2 separate regions of the Homo sapiens genome follow, and region 1 is linked to region 2. Evidence: chromatin loops called from intact Hi-C (ENCODE). Cell type or tissue: dorsolateral prefrontal cortex. All regions are shown on one strand.

Region 1 (5,000 bases), 630 kb before region 2:
ACAATTTAGCTTCCCAGGACTATCAGAGAACTGAATGAGAATAAATCACATGACAGTTTGTGCCCTCGCCCCTCCCCCCATCCTAAAAAAGTTCTGTGACAATGTAAAATTGGTAAGCCTGCCTATTGCCCTTCTCTGCCTTTTTGCCCTTGTCCCTCACCAATTTTTCAGTGTGTGCCTCCAGTCTTCTGTCATGGCTGCCTGCTAACTGGGCCTCTTCTCTAAGTCTGTCTTCTTATGGATTGGGTAGACCAGTAGTTATTTTTTTTTTTTTTTTGAGACAGGGTCTCACTCTGTTGTCCAGACTGGAGTGAAGTGGTATGATTTTGGCTCACTGCCACCTCTGCCTCCCAGGCTCAAGCAGTCCTCTTGCCTCAGCCTCCTGAGTAGCTGGGACTATAGGCGCACACCACCATGCCCAGCTCATTTTTGTGTTATTGGTAGTGACAGGGTTTCACCATGTTGTCCAGGCTGGTCTCGAACTGCTGGGCTCAAGCAATCTGCCTGCCTTGGCCTCCCAAAGTGCTAGGATTACAGATATGAGCCACAGTGCCTGGCAGAACCAGCAGTTATTCTCAGCTGCACATTGGAGTCATTGGATATGGTAAGCAGAATAATGTTCTCCCAAAGATGTCCATGTCCTAATCCTTGCAACCTATGAATGTTATGTTACACTACACAACAAAGGGAAATTAATGTAGCAGATGGATTTGATGTTGCTAATGAGCTGTCTTTAAAATAGGGAGATTATTCTGAGTAATCAGATACAGACACTGGGTGGACTCCACGTAATCTCAAGGGTCTTAAAATGTGGAAGAGGCAGGCAGAAGACTCAGTGTCAAGAGTGAAGCAATGTGAGGAAGACTCACCAGTCATTGCTGGCTTTGAAGACCATAGGCCACTAGCTAAGGAACATGGGCAGCCTCTAGAAGCTGGAGAAGGTAAGAAAACTAGAGCTTCCCTAGAGCTTCCAGCAGGGAGTGCAACTCTACCAATACCTTCAATGTAGCTCAGTGAGACCCATTTTGGACTCCTGATACGGAACTATAAGATAAGAATTTGTGTTGTTTTAAGCCGCTAAATTTGTAGTAACTTTACAGCAGCCATAGAAATTGAATATATCTGGGAAGCTTTAAAAAAATGCCTAGGCCTGGCCCCACCCCCACAGACTCTGATTTAATTGGTCTGGGGTGCAGCCTGTGCATAAGAATTTTAAAAAAGCTTTCCAGGTGATGGATGCTGTTTTGCAGCCAAAATTGAGGACCCCTGGAGAAGAGGTTCTGTGGATGGATATGTCACAAGGTAAGGAGGAAGGAATTGCCAGCTAGTCTCATTAATGACTGCTGGCTTAGCTCTGAAATGCAAACATCAGCAGTCACTTGGTAATTGGAACATACTCCCCTCCGACCTTCACATTAGCCCACACCTTAGCTCTTTGCCCTTTGAGTGATGGCAGTAGTGTGAGGAGTCAGCTTGTTGCATTGGACGATTTCCTCCATGGGGCACAGCAGCCTCACTCCCTGCTATAATTGGGCCCTGAGTGTACCTCCTAAGGACTGCTTAATAAAGCTCAAAGTCTAGTAAACCATAAGTCATACAGTTTCCCTCTTGTGGCTTGTCTTGCCATTTGATTCCTGCAGATTTGTTAACAGCTAAATGGTCGATAATAAAAACCATTAAGTTGGATTTTTCTTTTTTATATACCCAACTGGCATTTTTTTGGAGAGGTTGTTCTGTGCCAGACACTGTGCTTGTGTTGATAAAAAGAGGAAAGATAGCTTCTGCTCACCAACTAGCTGGGGAGAACAAATTACACAGCACGTGGATGACTTCAGCAACCACCTGTGCATAAAGTGTAAGGGCAGCATACAAGATGGTCAGATGTTTGCTTAGAGTCTTCTTAGATCCTCTTGCTAGGCAGACAAAAAAATCCAGCCTCAATAAAAACTGCCCCCTTAAAGTGACTGAAGGCTGGACTCATGGTTTTGTTTTTCTAGCCCACGTCTCACTTGGTTCCTGTGCTTCCCACTAGATGGCACTAGAAATCACATTTAAGTGCTTGGGTGGCTGTAAAAAATTCTTGGGAACCTGGCACTTCCAGGGGCTCTTTCACCTGAGCCGTATTTCCTGTGTCTTTCTCTGGTCAATGAAGACAGACTTCTACTTTACTTGTTGTTCTCTTGCTTCACCTAGTACCCTATGCCCTCTGCTCTTCCACCATCACCTGTTTCCTGTCCATGCACATGGAGACAGCACCATTTTCTCCAGTGGTGGAAGCCTGTATAAGGCAGAGATCCTTTTACCCCTACATCCCTGATTTTAGAAGTAATGGCAGGAAATACAGCAATGGAATAATGCTAGTAAGACATGAAGCTCGTGGCACATAAGAAGAAAAAAATGTAACAACATGCATCTGGGCCTGAGCTGGTATGTCTTCAAGTTTTCTGCCAAGATGTAAGTCATTTTTATCATAGTAGTAAATTGGTAGATAAATGTTGGTAGAAGTAAAATTTGATTGAAATAATGGATTTTTTAATGCAAACCTGTCTGTAGTGGGTTGAATAGTGGCTCTAAAAAGAAATATCTAAGTCTTAAACTCCAGAACCTATGAATGTGAGCTTATTTGGAAAAAGGGCCTTTGCAGATGTAATTAAGAATCTCAAGCTGAGATTATATTGGATTGGAGTGGACCTTAAATCCAATGATAAGGACTTAGAATGGAAGGGGAAATGAGACAAGGGAGATGGGAGAAGGACATATGAAGACAGAGGCAGATTGGCGAGACATCCCCGCAAGCCAAAGAACAGCAAGGATTGCTAGCAGCTACCAGAAGCTAGGAAAGAGGCAAGGAATGATTCTCCCTCAGAGCCTCCAGAGGGACCCACCTCCTGACACTTTGCAGACTTCTGGCCTTTACAGTTGTGAGAGAATAAATGTCAGTTGTCTTAAGCCATCAAGTTTGTGGTAATTTGTTTCAGCAGCCTTGGGGAATGAATATATAGCCGAAAAGGGCTTTGTTTGTGCCACCCCACAGAACCAGAGAACCATTAATGCTAGTCTCATTAATGACTGCTGGCTTAGCTCTGAAATGCAAACATCAGCAGTCACTTGGTAATTGGAGTATATTCCCCTCCCACCTTCACACTAGCCCACACCTTAGCTCCTTGCCCTTTGAGTGGATGGCAGTAGTGTGAGGAGTTTGGCCTCCCAAAGTGCATGGGCTCTGGGCCACATGCTACCCCAGATGTGTTTAACCTTCACCAGACATTTTAAATAAAATCTATCGATTAGAAAATCGTTTTATACAAAATCTATAAAATTTCTGGATTCTTTTGAGAATTTAGAAGCTCCTGTGATGACAGGCCCATGTTCATACTTGGCTGGAACTGGCAAGCATCTTTGCCTTGTGGATGGGTGGTGTTTGCCACAGTCCCCACTGCTCTCATCTGTGTGTTTCCTGCATTTATGTTACATGCCTGGTCCTGCAGGCATTTGAGCTTGTAGCTCCTACATATTTAGCAGGACAGGTAGGCTGGGAGACACAGTCCCTTCTTTAGAACAAGGGGAAAGGAGTCCCTGGTTTTGTAGTCAGTAGTTCTGGGCGTTTTTTGTTATATAGCAGCACAGCTTAGAAGGTGGTTTCAAAATCCGGTTGCACAACAAAACCATCTGGGGTCCATTTCCTATATACTGATTCTGGACCATATCCCAGACCTACTATGTCAGAATCTTGGGTGTGTGTGTGTGTGGGGTGGGGTGGGGGAGTGATGGAGTAGGACAGAGGTAGAGCCAAGGAATCTGCATTTTTAAAACTCTCAAGCAATTCTGATAATAAACAGGCCTAGAAATAGCTGCCATAGGATATTATCTTTTAGCACTGAAAAGGGAGGCAGTTTGGGTTTTTCTTTCACTGGAGATCTTTGAGGCATGTTGTTTTAAAAAAAAGTCAAGATGGCAGAAGTGGAGCAGAAAAAGCAGCAAAGCAGAAGAAGCAGACCTTCTGCAAGTTCACCTCCTGTGGCGTGCACCCCGACCCACTGCTGGACTTGTCATGCGAGCAGCGAATGAAGCTGCACCGTGGCCTGTGGCAGAAGCAGCACTCGCTGCTGAAGCGCCTGCGCAAGGGCAAGAAGTGGGCACTGCCTATGCAGAAGCTGGAGGTGGTGAACGCGCACCTGCAGGATATGATCATCCTGCCCGAGATGGGAGACAAGACGGTGGGTAGCATGGTGGGCGTCTACAATGGCAAGGCCTTCAACCAAGTGGAGGGCAAGCCCGAGAGGATTGGCCATTACCTCGATCACCTACAAGCTCGTGAAGCACTGCCCGGCCAGGCATCAGAGCCACCCACTCTTCCTGCTTCACCACCCTCAAGGATTCTGCTCAGCCAGTAAAGGCACACACACTTCTTAAATAAATAAATAAATAACAAAATGTCTTTTCTCATGGAAATGTGAATGATTGCAATATTTTGTGGAGCTAAGGGTTTTAATTAGTCAGATTCGTTCTATTTATGAAACCAAGAAACTTGGTTTCTATCTACAAACCAAGAGTGGCAAACCAAGATTGGTTCTTTAATGAAGGCATAAAACAAACACCTAATCAATATAGTGATATCTTTTATTTATCTAGGCAAGATGGTACAATACTCTGCAGGGCCCCTTCAGCACATAAACAAGTCCTATAGCCCATCTTCTCTGTTTATTCTCATAAAAGCTGGAAATAGTTATTTCAGAGTTGTAGATTAAATCTCAGCTGAACCAGTACTATGCCTACAACATGGTACAGCACTCTGCAGGGCCCCTTTAGCATGTCAACAAATCCTATAGCCCACCTGGGTTCTGTTGAGATTTAATCTATAACTCTGAAAAAAGCTGGAAATAATGATTTCCAGCTTTTATTCTCAAAAATAAAGCTTGGATCTCTACCAGTCTTCTGAGGATGCTAATAGACTACCCAGGAAGGAAGAAGGAAATTGTGAGGGTATTTAAAGAAAGTTG
Region 2 (5,000 bases):
CTTAATACTGCCAAGCAGTTACACTAAGCATCCCTTGTTCATTCACTCTCCCAATGTCCTAAGTTGTTTCACACCTTTTCTCTCACTCCCCTATCCTCAATCTCAGCTGATTCCTTGCCTCCAACTTCCCTGAGAAAATTGAAGCAATCAGAAAAGAACTCCCAAAGACTCTCATCACCTCATCTACCCATTTACTAATATCGGTATTCATCTACTCTGTCTTCTCACTTGTTCCCATAGATCAACCATCCCTGCCCTTGTCGAAAGCCAGGCTTTGCACTTGTGCACTTATGTACTCCAGAATATTTCCCCAGCAATTCTTCCCTCTCTCACACCATCAACTAACAACTCTCTACCATTTCATTTCAATCAGGGTGCAAACATGCTATCATTTTTTTGGTCTTCACTTTCCCTTTCAGTTTCTGTCCTATTTCCTGGCTCCCCTTTGAAGCAAAACTATAAAGCTGTCTATACTTGCTGCTAAATTTCTCTTCTATTTTCTCTTAAACCCACACCAAACAGGTTTTTATTCCAGCACTCCAACAAAAACCTGCTCTTTTAAATGTAAAGGTCAATTTTCAGCTGTCTTACTTGCTTTATCATGTTTTTATCTGATCACATTTGATCACCCACTCTCTCTGGAGACACATTCAGCACTTGGTTTGCAGGACACAGAATTCTCTTGCTTTTCCCTTGCCTCAGTGGTTTTGCTGTCCAAATCTTTTTGCTTCTTCTTCGCCTCAACATTTTACTTTGGAGTTCTTGGTCCTTTTCTGTCTATAACCATTTCCTTGGTGATCTCATTCAGTCTCACAGCATTAAATATCATTTATATTGCCAACAAATCCCGAATTTATATCTGAATTTCATCTCTCTCAAACTCCAAGGTCATATTTCCTATATTCCCTTCAACATTTCAGGCTGAATGTCTTCAAGACATTTCCTATCCCACGTGCACCAAACTAAACTCCTAATCTTCCTCCCCAAAATCTCCAGTTACCATCCCTCTGCCCCCACCTCAGTTAACAACATATCCATATTTCAGTTTGTTCAGGGGAAAAACCTTAATTTATAACTCTTCTCTTTCTTTCACACTCTACATCTAATACATCAGGTAGCCCCACTGTCTTTACTTTCAAATTACATATAGAACGTGACTATTTTCCGCCACTTCCTCTGCCATCCTCTGTTTTGAGCCACCATTATCCCTTGCTTGTATTACTGCAAAAGCCTCCAAATGCTTCTTCCTGTGTCTACTCTTGCCCTACAGCAACCAGAATGAGCCTTTCAAAATATGTATCTTCTTTTTCTCCATGACCCTCCAATGGCTCCTATCTCAGAGTAAAAGCCTAAGCTAGTAGCTTACAATGTCATACATAATCTAGCTTCCCACGTTACCTCTACGACTTCGTCTTCTGTTGCTCACTCCACTTCAGCCACTCCTTGCTATTCCCCACACATGCCAGGTATTCTTCTGCCCAAAGGTTTTGTAGCAGCTCTTTCCTCTGCAGCTCTTCCCTCTGACTGGGATGCTCTTCCCCAGGGAATCTGAATTACTCCCTCACTTCCTTCAAGTCTTTGGTAAAATGTTACCTTTCCCATGAGACCTACTCTGACCTCTTTATTTAATGCTATGCCACTTTTTTCTTTTTTCCATAGCACTTACTACCTTCCATTTATGTTTATTATCTATCTCCTCCTGCTATAATGTCAGCTCTACTAGGTCAAGAACCTTTGTCCTTTTTATTTACAGATATATTCCAAGCACACAGAACAGTATTTGTCATACAGTAAGTACTCAAAAAATATTTATTGACAATAAATTCCTGAAGCCACACACTATAAAAATCTGAATGGTAGAAGGTGAGTAGAGGGAAGCTTATGTAGATACTAAATATTTTGTTGGATTTTGGGGGATACTGTTGGATACTGGGGGAAGAGAATAAGGGATAAGGGAACGATGAGGAATTTGACAAAGCATTAAAAGCAACTGCCTACCATTATCCTTCAGTCCTGGGCTCCATTCAGGCACAAGCACAGGCTTTGTGTAAGAAAAGCAAAGTATTAGCCCAAGTTGGTAACATAGCCTTAGGCAATACTTAACCCACTCTGAGTCTCAGTCTCAACTGTGAAATGGAAATAAAACCTCTTACAGGATTGCTGTGAGAAGTAAATACAAATATACACACACACACACACACACACACACACACACAGACACACACACACATACACACACAACGTGCATAGCACGTTACCTAGCACGCATTGGGTGCTCTAAAATACAGGTGCTATTATTTATCAAACCCCAGTATGCTATTTACCTCCTGAATTTATGGAGACCTCAGACTCATTAATTCAGGTGTAGTTATTTCCCAAACCACAATTCAGCAAGAATTTCAAGACTCTAATTGCATCTCTTATAAAAAGGGAAATCAATCACTTCCACAAGATGGCACTGTGTCCCAGCCCTGTTTCCCTAAATACAACAGGTTTGAAATTTTGTATAACTATGTAACTGATGCCCTCTGCTGACTTGTTTTCTTTTTCTTGTCCTTGAGCCTTTGGCTTGGAGGATGTAAATGATGGCTCAATATGCATCCTCTATATGCTTGGTATGAATTATTAAATCCACAATGTAACCCAGCTGCCCAAAGTATTTCTCAAAAGTTTACTGACACCAATACAATCTCCACACAGAACACCAGGCATGTTGCTACAGCCAGATGCACAAGCCTTCTAGTTACATGCCAATCATAAATCAGCTGCATCACGCCACAAAATAAAGTGCACCTGTCATCCTATTGCTCTACTTCTTCTTAATCCCTCCCATACCAACTTTAATCCTTAATCCTTGGCACCATTTTGGAAGTGTGAGCAAAGCTGCCTCCCCATTCCTCTGTCCTTGATCTCACTTGCCACACCACCCTCCAGCCTTACCTGTAACTTAGAGTGATAAGAAGCAGAGCTGGGAGGAAGGGGTGTAGAGGGAGAAGGGCAGACAGCTTCTTATGCTGGCAAATATTTGGCAGGTTGGGATTTAATTCCAATGCTACTGTAAACTTTTCCTCCTCACCTTTCCCCCTTTCCCACACACACCACAGTATTCTCTAAAACTCTAAATCATTCATATTCTACTTGCACCCTTTCAGTGTGGTTTAAATATAAGAGACTGACTAGATCACTGAATTTAAGTGATGAGTAACTTCCCACCACAACTGTCATACTACTTTATACCAATTGTTTTCTAGGCCTGAATCCTTGTGCCAGCAGCCCACAAAGAGGCATGCCACAGGTGAGCCTCATCATCCTTCTGATGGCAGCAGTTAAGGGCTCTGGATTGCTTGACATTTTCTTAATAGAACGTTTAATGAATTTTTAATTTGCAATTTTTCTTAAACCTTTTTTTATTTATTTTTGAGACAGGGTCTTGCTTTTTGCCCATGCTGGAGTGCAGTGATGTGAACACAACTCACTGCATTCTCGACCTCCTGGGCTCAAGATCTGCCTGCCTTAACTTCTCGTGCAGCTGGGACCACAGGCACGCATCACCACCTCCAGTTAATTTTTTAAATTTTTTGTAGAGACAGAAGTCTCACTTTGTTGCCCAGGCTCGTCTCAAACTCCTGGGTTCAAGCAATTTTCCCACCTCAGCCTCCCAAAGTGCTGAGATTGCAGGTGTGAGCCATTGCGCCCAGCCAGATACAGCATTTTTTACAAATTGAAGATTTGTGGCAACCTTGTGTTAAGCAAGTCTGTCAGTGCCATTGTTCCAATTGCATGTGCTCACTTTGTGTTCCTGTGTCACATTTTGGTAATTATGACAATATTTCAAACTTTATTATCATATCTGTTATGCTGATCTGTGATCAGTGATCTTTGATGTTACCATTGCAATTGTTTTGGGGTACCACAAACTATACCCATATAAGAGGGCAAACTTAGTGGATATGTGTGTGTGTTCTGACTGCTCCACTGACCAGCTCTTCCCTGTCTTTCTTCCTCTTCTTGGGCCTCCCTATTTCCTGAGACACAACAGTATCAAAATTAAGCCAATTAATAACCCTGCAATGGCTTTTAACTGTTCAAATGAAGAGTTGCACATCTCTCATTTTAAATCAAAAGTAGAAATGATTAAGCTTAGTGAAGAAGGCATATCAAAAGCCGAGACAGGCTGAAAGCCAGGCCTCTTGTGACAAACAGCCAAGTTGTGAATGCAAATAAAAAGTTATTGAAGGAAATTAAAAGTGGTACTCCCATGATAAGAAACTAAAAGAGCCTTACTGTTAATACAGATAAAGTTATAGTGGTCTGTATAAAAGGCTAAACCAGTCACAACATTCCCTTTAGGCCAAAGCATAAACCACAACAAGGCGCTAACTCTTCTCAATTTAACAAAGGCTGAGAGAGGAGAGGAAGCTGCAGAAGAAAGGTTTGAAACTAAGAGAGGTTGATTCATGAGGTTTAAGGAAAACAGCCATCTCTGTAACATAAAAGTGCACACTAAAGCAGCAAGTGCTCATATGGAAGCTGCAAGTTATCCAGAAGATCTAGCTAAGAACATTGATGCAGGCTTCCATTCCAAGATGGCCAAATAGGAACAGCTCCAGTCTGCAGCTCCCGGCGTGATCGATGCAGAAGACAGGTGATTTCTGCATTTCCAACTGAGGTATCTGGTTCATCTCACTGGGCCTGGTTGGACAGTGAGTACAGTCGATGGAGGGTGAGCCAAAGCAGGGCGGGGCATCGCCTCACCTGGATTGCTCAAGAGGTTGGGGGATTTCCCTTTCCTAGCCAAGGGAAGCCGTGACAGACTGCACCTGGAAAAACAGGACACTCCTGCCCCAAACACTGTGCTTTTCCCAAGGTCTTAGCAACCGGCAGACAAGGAGATTCTCTCTCGTGCTTGGCTTGGTGGGTCCCATGCCCATGGGGCCTTGCTCACTGTAGCACAGCAGTCTGAAATCAAACTGTGAGGCAGCAGCCTGGCTGGGGGAGGG

Evidence for each region. Peaks named below come from ENCODE experiments on the same cell type or tissue, not always from the same donor. Only the 100,000 strongest peaks of a DNase experiment are listed, where the experiment ranks them.
Region 1: a loop joins it to region 2, with 4 times the contacts of the local background. A loop is called at or near these places in 14 of 110 quality-filtered maps.

Annotation. Positions count from the first base shown.
Region 1 is chr1:171,799,566-171,804,565 of GRCh38, forward strand. It overlaps the pseudogene RPS15P3. Among named protein-coding and RNA genes, the nearest start is that of METTL13, 20 kb to the left of the region's middle. In dorsolateral prefrontal cortex, CTCF peaks have their summits at 2,034 (motif pointing right) and 2,238; DNase peaks (open chromatin) are centred at 2,045, 2,863 and 4,140; H3K27ac peaks cover 2,164 bases.
Region 2 is chr1:172,427,041-172,432,040 of GRCh38, forward strand. The region is part of intron 1 of C1orf105 (chromosome 1 open reading frame 105); the gene reads left to right. Among named protein-coding and RNA genes, the nearest start is that of C1orf105, 8.9 kb to the left of the region's middle. RefSeq lists an enhancer at 1,788-2,310. In dorsolateral prefrontal cortex, CTCF peaks have their summits at 2,473 (motif pointing right) and 2,674; a DNase peak (open chromatin) is centred at 2,467.